Regions from separate parts of the Homo sapiens genome. Here region 2 is linked to region 1. A link is an interaction called in ENCODE POLR2A ChIA-PET data of the cell type or tissue named here. Cell type or tissue: GM12878. All regions are shown on one strand. Links, peaks and the distances in the headings refer to the core of each region. The heading gives the core; the rest is flanking DNA.

Evidence for each region. ChIA-PET counts read pairs that join two places held together with the same protein. Peaks named below come from ENCODE experiments on the same cell type or tissue, not always from the same donor. Only the 100,000 strongest peaks of a DNase experiment are listed, where the experiment ranks them.
Region 2: POLR2A ChIA-PET joins it to region 1 with 5 read pairs; 2 of 35 experiments call an interaction of 5 or more read pairs at or near these places.

The regions. Positions count from the first base shown.
Region 1 is chrX:12,998,873-13,003,272 of GRCh38, reverse strand. No RefSeq gene overlaps it. Among named protein-coding and RNA genes, the nearest start is that of TMSB4X, 26 kb to the right of the region's middle. In GM12878, for the core only: no CTCF peak of the experiment used is centred there; DNase peaks (open chromatin) are centred at 2,712 and 3,623; H3K4me3 peaks cover 1,009 bases; H3K27ac peaks cover 4,000 bases.
Region 2 is chrX:13,667,052-13,671,451 of GRCh38, reverse strand. It overlaps LOC107985656 (a long non-coding RNA gene), which reads right to left. Exons shown (of 3, transcript XR_002958816.2): 2 at 2,727-3,768; 3 at 922-1,622. Among named protein-coding and RNA genes, the nearest start is that of TCEANC, 16 kb to the right of the region's middle. RefSeq lists enhancers at 2,116-2,255, 1,293-2,492. In GM12878, for the core only: no CTCF peak of the experiment used is centred there; a DNase peak (open chromatin) is centred at 1,951; H3K4me3 peaks cover 1,368 bases; H3K27ac peaks cover 2,834 bases.

The sequences.
Region 1 (4,400 bases), core at 318-4,317:
ACATGAATGCCATTCCTTAGCTTTCCTATTAGATACAGTTGTAATTTCTAAAAAAGAATTATGATATCTTTTGCGAGGACATAAAAATTCAGAGTGCAAGAAGAGGGGTCACGTTTTTAAAATTAAGAACCGTTGATATAAGCAATATAAATGGAAAATTCAGAGGAGGAGAGATTAAGGTATTTTCATAGAGGAGAAAGATCATAAAAGGCTTAATCCCTGACCAGGAGGATTTTAATTCTTTAGCTAATTTATTTATGGCCTCCTGTGATCACAGTTTCAGTTGGTTTCATAATGGTGGTTTAGTTTGCAGAACATATGAATAAAGCTAAGGTTTGGAGGAAGTAAGAATCATCAAAATCTGTACAAAGGGTTTTTGTTTCCAGCTCAAAGGAGAAAAAAATATGATTTTTCCTCACTCTCTTGAATTATTTATTCATATAATATATATATATGCAGAATTTGGAATGAGAAATATCTTTACAACTTCTGGGCCTTAATTTTCCAGTTCTGAGATGAACAAAACATTGTCATATTCATCCCAGAGACCAGAAGTACAGTTTAATTGAATCAATCCTCACGTTTATGAGGTTCTTTGAAATGTTTTGTTGTAATAGGCCATATAAATGTAAATGATTAACAGGAAGCAAGAGAGAACTACCACCACCTCACCACTATAGCAGCTGAAGGCAGATTTTCTCAATACATCTTCCAACTCATAAAAAGAGAAAGGAAGACCTTACTTCTCCCAAATGTAATCCCAGTAGTGTAATTATAGTCACACATCACTTAACAATGGGGCTATGTTCTGAGCAATGCATCGTTTGGTGATTTCATCATTGTTCGATCATAGAGGTACTTACACACACCTAGTTGGTGTAGCCTCCTGCACACCTAGTCTAGATGGTATAACCTATTGCTCCTAGTCTACAAACCTGTATAGCATGTTCCTGTACTGAATACTGTAGGCAACTGTAATACAATGGTGAGTATTTGTATATCTAAACATAGAAAAAGTATAGTAAATATATGGTATAAAAGATAAAAAATGGTTCACCTGTATAGGGCACTTACCACAAATGGAGCTTGCAAAACTGGAAGTTGCTCTGGGTGAGTCAGTGAGTGGTGAGTGAATGTGAAGGCACAGGGCATGACTGTATACTACAGTAGACTTTATAAACACTGTACACTTAGGCTACATTAAATTTATGTTTAAAATATTTTTCTTTCTTCAATAATAAATTAACCTTAGCTTACTGTAACGTTTTTACTTTATACACCTTCGAATTTTTTTAGCTTTTTGACTCTTTTGTAATAACAGCTTAAAATATACATTGTACAGCTGTACAGAAATGTTTTCTTTCTTTATATCCTTATTCTGTAAACTTTTTTCTATTTTCAAACTTTTTATTTTATTTTTGTGTGTGTTTTTACACAAACACAGACATTAGCCTAGGCCTACACAGGCTCAGGATTGTCAATCTCACTGTCTTCCACCTCCACAGCTTGTCCCACTGGAAGGTCCTCAGGGGAAGTAACAGGCATGGAGCTGTCATCTCCTATGATAACAATGCCTTCTTCTGGATACCTCCTGAAGGACCTGCGTGAGGCTGTTTTACACTTAACTTTATATCTATATGTAGGAGTACACTCTAAAATAATGATAATGGTGGGGTGCAGTGGCTCATACCTGTAATCCCAGCGCTTTGGGAGGCTGAGGTGAGAGGGTCACTTGAAGCCAGGGGTTCCAGATCAGTCTGAGCAACGTAGTGAGACCTGTTCTCTACAAAAAATGTAAAAATTAGCCGAGCATGGTGGTGCACACGTATAGTCCCAGCTACTTGGGAGGCTGAGGTAGGAGGATCACTTGAGCCTGGGAGGTCCAGGCTGCAGTGAGCCATGATTGTGCCACTGCACTGCAGCCTGGATGACAGACTACTGACTCAGGATCTTGTAAAATTCAAATCTAACATTATCCTAAGTAGAAGATGCATCCCTTCAGGATAAGTCAGGTGAAGACTCATTCCACAAATACTAACGCTACCATTTCTGGTTGTCTGAGCTACAAAGGTAAATAAAATGCAGCTTCGATCTCTCTCAGAGCTCACACCTGGCTTAAATTTAAACATCTTTAAGGTAGGGAAGTAAAGGAAAAGCGGAAAAAAAAGCCCTTCAAAATCAGGGAAAGGAAAGCCAAAAGCACTTTATGTTTTCTCATTCTAGATGAGATTTTTAAAAATCATTCTATTTTATTTTTCTTTTTAAAAGAATCGCATGCGGGAATTAGTACAGGGACAACTCTAATATCAAGTTTGTGTATTTAACCTCACATTCTATAAAAGAGCTGGAACAAATGCACTTAAATCAGTGATATTTGAGCTGATGGCTTGAAATTTATTATCAGTCTTTCTGGAAATGATTTTCTTACTCTTTAGGGTTCTCGATTTTTATTTGCATGTTTCTGTTCAGCTTGTAACTACTACAAAGATCAGGAAGAGGAAACAGGACTGCACGGCCCAGTCCTCTTCATGTTTGAGAAATGGCTGAGTCGGCTCCTGGGACGGGCACATGCTTCTAGAATATTGTGGGCTTGTTAAGCCAGTCCCAAAGCAACAATGGCACTGCAGTTTCCAATGCCAAATTCAATGTCGTTTTTGGGTTTTACTTCATAGCCAAACCAAAGAACAGACACTCAAACAGATACATTTCTTGCCTGTTATTTTCCACCCTTTCTTAGCCAGTCCTTAGAAGGATATACAGGCAGGCATTTCTGCTCGTCTGGAAAAAATCAGTGGTGCAGAATATGACAAAAGGTTTCACTTCCTTTTTAGCCTTTATTGAGCAGAAAAGAGCAATTTGAAAATGCTGTCGCTGGGGAGTAAAAAGTCACTTCCTGGCCGCTTTTGTCAAGAGGGCCCCTGCCGCTTGGCACATCTTCAAATAGAATCAAGAGGCACACTTGATTATATCCTTCATGAAAACATTTAAATAATGTGAGGGTTCTGATTTAACATCCTTTCCCCCACATCCCAGGAACTCTCATAGCCAAAATGATGATGCAGCCTTACTTAAAATGTACCTCTCTAAGGTATTCAGAGCTGTTTTAAGGATTCCCCCATAGGCAAGCTACTTAAATGGCTCTAACAACTCAGAAATATAAGACTAAAATTGCACCAGAACCCGCATAGAGTGTCTTAGCAATAATACCACACGTGGCACAAATAATATATATTAGGTTGGCTGTTGCTTAAAAAAAAAAACAATGCCACAAATGTTTAGAAGGAAAATAAAAGGCACTCATGAAATAGTGGTAATCAAATATGAGAAGGTGATATCAGAAGACATTTGTTCTCAGATCTTCTTAATGTAATTCACAATATCCACTGGCAATATGAGCCCCCAGTGGCACCCACTACTCTCCTTTTGATAAATGCAATGGTCTCTTGGCTTTTAAAAAGATAAATCTTGGGTATAACGCTGAGCGTCAGATAGTAATAAAGGTATTTTATACTGTTTTGCCACTGATGACCAAAAAGAAAGTGAGATGAATCGAATTGGGAAAGATACAGCTGTTGAACGTTGAATGAGCAAAGCACCCGGCAGGAAGTGTGTAGGTGAAACCAAACACTCGGTTCAGAGGTGAAATCTGCATCTGACTGGCGGGTTGCAGTTTTCCTTACTAAGAGCAGTTGGGCTGGTTGTTTTTTCCTCCAAAAGACACAGAAATGATCAGAGTAGGTCAGAGAGCTGACTTACTCCTTTTAGAAGCCTTTGGTTTGGCTGTTGGTAAACTGGAAATTGAGTTAACGAAATCTATTGAATTACCAACGAATTCTATCTCACTCTTGTTCTCTTCGAGAATTGGGTAACTCATTGAATATTTTTGACCCACTTTTCCAGAAGCTGAGTGATGTGGATGGATGTCAATATGGCTTTGAATGATGCTTCTTCCAAGCTTTATAGTCTCTGGGATAGGATTGCAAATAAAGCCAGAGGGCTCCTGTGTTTCGTTTGTGTGACATTCACAGTATCCTACACACAATAGATGCTTCATAAATGAGTGTTGAATGAATTAAGTTGGTTCATGATGCACCTATCCCACCCTCTCCATGTAAATACCTATAAATAAACAAATAAATAAAAATAAGGATAGATAACAAGCCCATGTAAAGCCCAGAAAGTCTGTATCTATATATTTCCATAATGTCAAACACTTGGATGTTTGGAAACTTCTGGATGGTTGCCTCTACGATTCTATTTTCTATTATTATTTAATGATAAAAATAGATTATATACAGGGATCCTCAGGCAAGGCAAGACATGATCTACCTACCCCATAGTCTCTTGGTTCCTACTGCCCTCTAAAAAAATTTCTATGAGAAATTGAGCCACATCTGGAT
Region 2 (4,400 bases), core at 391-4,390, 670 kb before region 1:
CTTTAGCTCAAGGTACACAAGGATGGAGTTGCCATTCAGTGGAGAAGGAGGCGCTGGAGAGAAGATTGGAAGCTTGATTTTAAACATGTTAAGTTTGAGATGCTCACTGGACATGCAAGTAGAGTTGTCAAGTTGACTGTTAGGTTTCTGGATCTGGAATTCTGAGGGGGAGATGCAAGCCTGAAGATAGACAGCGGGGAGGTCCTTAGCATGGAGATGATGCAGGAAGCCATGGAACTAGAGAAGATCACCAAAGGAGTGAATGTAGATAGAAGGGGTCCAAGGATTACATTCCAGGACATTCCAGTTAAAAAGTCAGGAAAGATGAACCAGCAAATGATACTGAAACAGAGTGACCAGTGACAGGGAAAACCAATGAGAGTGTAACCTACTGCAAGCCACATGAAAATGTTCTCAAGAAGGAAGCAAGCATGTCAAATGCTGTAGATAGGATTCAAGGCTGAGAACTGTCCCCTGAATTTAGTGACGTAGAGGGTGGAGGTCATTGGTGACCGAGGCAATCAGAGAGATCCATGTTAGTTTCCATGCTAGGAACTCAGGCATTTCATCCAAAGGTATAAGCAGGAAGGCAGACTTCGTAGGGCCAGCTGCTGTGGACAGTTAATATGCAGTTGATGGCTGAGGACTTGGTGAAAAATGTAGATTGGGATTCAGTAGGTCTGGGATGCGGCCCTTGTTTTGGTATTTGCTCCCAGGTGATGCTGATGCCATTGATCCCAGGGCCTCAATATGAAGGGCGAGAGTGCAGGGCTGATTTCATTTGTGGTTATTACAATTCTTTTCTGAGTATAACTCTTACTGGGAACGAAAATGTCAACTGTTTGGGGTTGATTCTAGAGGATTTTTTATTTTCCAGGGGTTTAATATCATTGATAGTTCAGCTCAGATCTGTAGCTTGAGAAATGGGGAAGAAACACAAGGACCGATGATTTGGGATCCCCGTTGAGCCCTGTGAGCTGTGTGAAAGCAGGTTTTATGCAGAACCGCAAATGCTAGAGCCCAGGAAACCGCCCTGACAACTTTGAAGGCATTGGGAGACTCACTCTTTATCTGTCAGTGATGTGGCTGGGGCCTCCAGAAAGCCCCCTTTGAGAAAGACTGTCATTACGAGCATGTATAAATTGGGACTAAGGTTCAGAATGACTCACTGAGATAAATATCCAATAGAGACCCTCTCTCCAATTTCTTCCTTCCATTCATCTGATTTTTTTGGGTAACAGCTTTATTGATATTATTTATACTATACAATTCACTCATTTAAAGTGTACAATTCAGTGATGTTTAGCATGTGCATCCATCACCACCACCAATTTTAGAACATTTTTAGCACCCCCAAAAAGAACCCCCCATGTCCTTTTTGTTTTGAGACAGAGTCTCCCTCTGTCACCCAGGCTGGAGTGCAGTGGCACGATCTCAGCTCACTGCAACATCCGCCTCCCGGATTCAAGCAATTCTTGTGCCTCAGCCTCCCAGGTAGCTGGGACTACAGGTGCGCACCACCACGCCCAGCTAATTTTTGTATTTTTAATAGAGACAGGGTTTCACCATGTTGATCAGGCTGGTCTCAAACTCCTGACCTCAGATGATCCACCCGCCTCAGCCTCCCAAAGTGCTGGGATTACAGACCTGAGCCGCCGCATTCAGCCTCATTTTTAAATGTTCATAAAAATCCACTAAGTCATTTGGAAACTTTCTGCTGAGCAATTCGTGAGATTTCACAAAGCTGGGGGACAAAAGCCCATCTGCTGAAAGAAAACAAAACTGAAGGAATAGAAATCCTCGGTCTGAAAAGATAAGACAAAACAAGATGGCCTGGTGGACTCATAAACACCAACACACAGTCCATGTAAAATCTTCAAGTCCTTTTCTGCTAGACATGGGTGAACTTTGACTTTTAGCTCTTCCCAACTGACACGCACATGAAGTCACACGCCATGGGGAAGAGCTACGTGGGAAACTGTTGGACAAGTGCCTGGGTGTGCTGTGGTTAGAGAAAAAAAAACAAACTGAAACTGGTTTTGCAGCTCTGTCTTCAATCATTCACAGATAGGCGCGTTAGGTGGAATCCAGCCAGATGACTCAGGGCCTCACCGGCACCTTGGAAATTTCTGAATTTTTTGTTTCAGTCTACAAAGGGGAATTTCGTGAGTTATGACATCACTCTGAAGTTGTAAAAGTAGCTGCCGGGGAGCTACCTGTATCTGTTTACCTGCATTTCAAAAGTGAATATGGTATATTCCAAAAATAAAAAGTAAAGAAGTTTTTGAATGGGTGAAGTTTTAACTTGCTTATTAATTGGATATGTAACTTTACCATGGTTGTTTTAGATTTTTTAAAAAAATTTGCCACCATTTGAAAAAGATTAATGACTACTTGGAACCTACCCCTATTTGTATCTCATTTACATTTTAAAAGAAAGCAAGAGTATGTCCAACAAATTAATTTTAATTCTATTTTTGACTCTCTGTCCAGGAGGGTACTTACAATAATTTAACAAAGGATTCTAAATAACTATTTTTTCATAATTGATTGTTATTTTCCTAGATCATACAGGCAGAACATGAAGATAGAAAGGCCCTATATTTGGCGGGGTATGGTGGCTCACATCTGTAATGCCAGCACTTTGGGAGGCTGAAGCAGGTGGATCACATGAGGCCAGGAGTTCAAGACCAGCCTGGGCAACATGGTGAAACCCCCGTCTCTACTAAAAACAATACAAAAAATTAGCCAGGCATGGTGGTGCATGCCTGTAATCCCAGCTACTTGGAAGGCTGAAGCACGAGAATCACTTGAACCTGGAAGGCAGAGGTTGCAGTGAGCCAAGATCGCGCCACTGAACTCCAGCCTGGGTGACAGAGTGAGACTCTGTCTCAAAAAAAGAAAAGAAAAGAAAAGAAAGGCCCTATATTTTATAGGAAATGATACCTGAAACTGCATTTATATATTTATAGTCTTCAAATTCATAAAAATATATAAACATGTAAATATCCCTTAAAAAGCAACATGTTCTTATACTGTCAAATTTCAGTATTTTAAAAATTACTTACTTTTCAGAAAACTGGATAAACCACATGGATGCCACGAGAAGGTGTCAGGAGAGCCAGCAATCCTAGCCAGGTGGTCCCTCCCAATCTCTCCATCATCAGGAGGAGTGCACAGTACTGGTGTAAGGGGGGATCCATACACCACATGCTCCTGGCATTGAAAGAACAAACCACAATTATAAAATAGCAGGACCTCACCTGGAATTAATAGGAAGCCTGCTGTTATTTCTAGAAGCAATCTGACATGCAAAATAAACAAAACCTACCCACTTTGTTATGAGTTAGTCCTGGCTTTGTCTCTGTGTACCCTTGGGCAAGTAACTTAATCTCTCTCAGCCTTAGTTTCCTCACCTCTAAAATGCTGTGCAGCAGGGTAGTTGTGAAGATTAAAGGAGATGCTATACATAAAGTGCCAAGAATCTAGCAAATATGGTGCTGGAACAGACTTTCCCATTTCCTCTGCCTGGCCATCTTCCTCTCAAGATTTGCCCTAAGGGTCACGGCCTCTATGAAGCTTTCCCTGACCCTCCCACACTGGGTTAGTTGATCCTCTGGGGTCCTCTGCACCCCTTTCCAGTGGGTGTCTCTCTCAGAGCTCTTAAAAGGTAAAACGATTGCTGGCTGCATAGCATGGCGCTTCCCCTGCGTTTCGTGGGGCTTGAGGCCTGGGATGGTGTCTTAATCATCTCTTTGCTCCCGGCACCTGGAAAAGTGAAAGCAATGTGCAATCATGAACACAGAGCATTTCTGATGATGCATGCTAACATTTGTGGAAATCTATTATTATTATTATTTTTTAGATGGGGTCTGTCTCTGTCACCCAGGCTGGAGTGCAGTGGTGCAATCATGGCTCACTGCAGCCTCAATCTCCTGGGCTCAGGTGATCCTTCCACCTCAGTCTCCTGGGTAGCTGACACTACAGGCACACACCACCACGCCTGGCTAATTTCTATATTTTTTGTAGAGACGGGGTTCAGACTGATCTCCAACTCCTGGGCTCAAGTGGTCCTCCCACCTTGGCCTCTCAAAGTGTTGGGATTACAGATGTGAGCTACCACGTCTGGCCAGGAATCCCAGTTTTAAATAATAATGCAAATGGGACTATATGAGGTTGTCATCTGGTCTCCCTTCTGATTGTGGGGCTCTTCTGAAAGCCTAGGTACTTACAGTATCTGAGAGATACAAAAATAACTACTTTAGTAAAATATTTTGCATTTACTGGGAAGTTATAAATAACAAAGCAATCTGACCCAGAAGATGAAGGCCCAGCCCTTGCCAAAGCAGTGGAGCACTGCCAGCTGCAGGCTTCCTGACTGGTATTTAGAATGGTAGTGG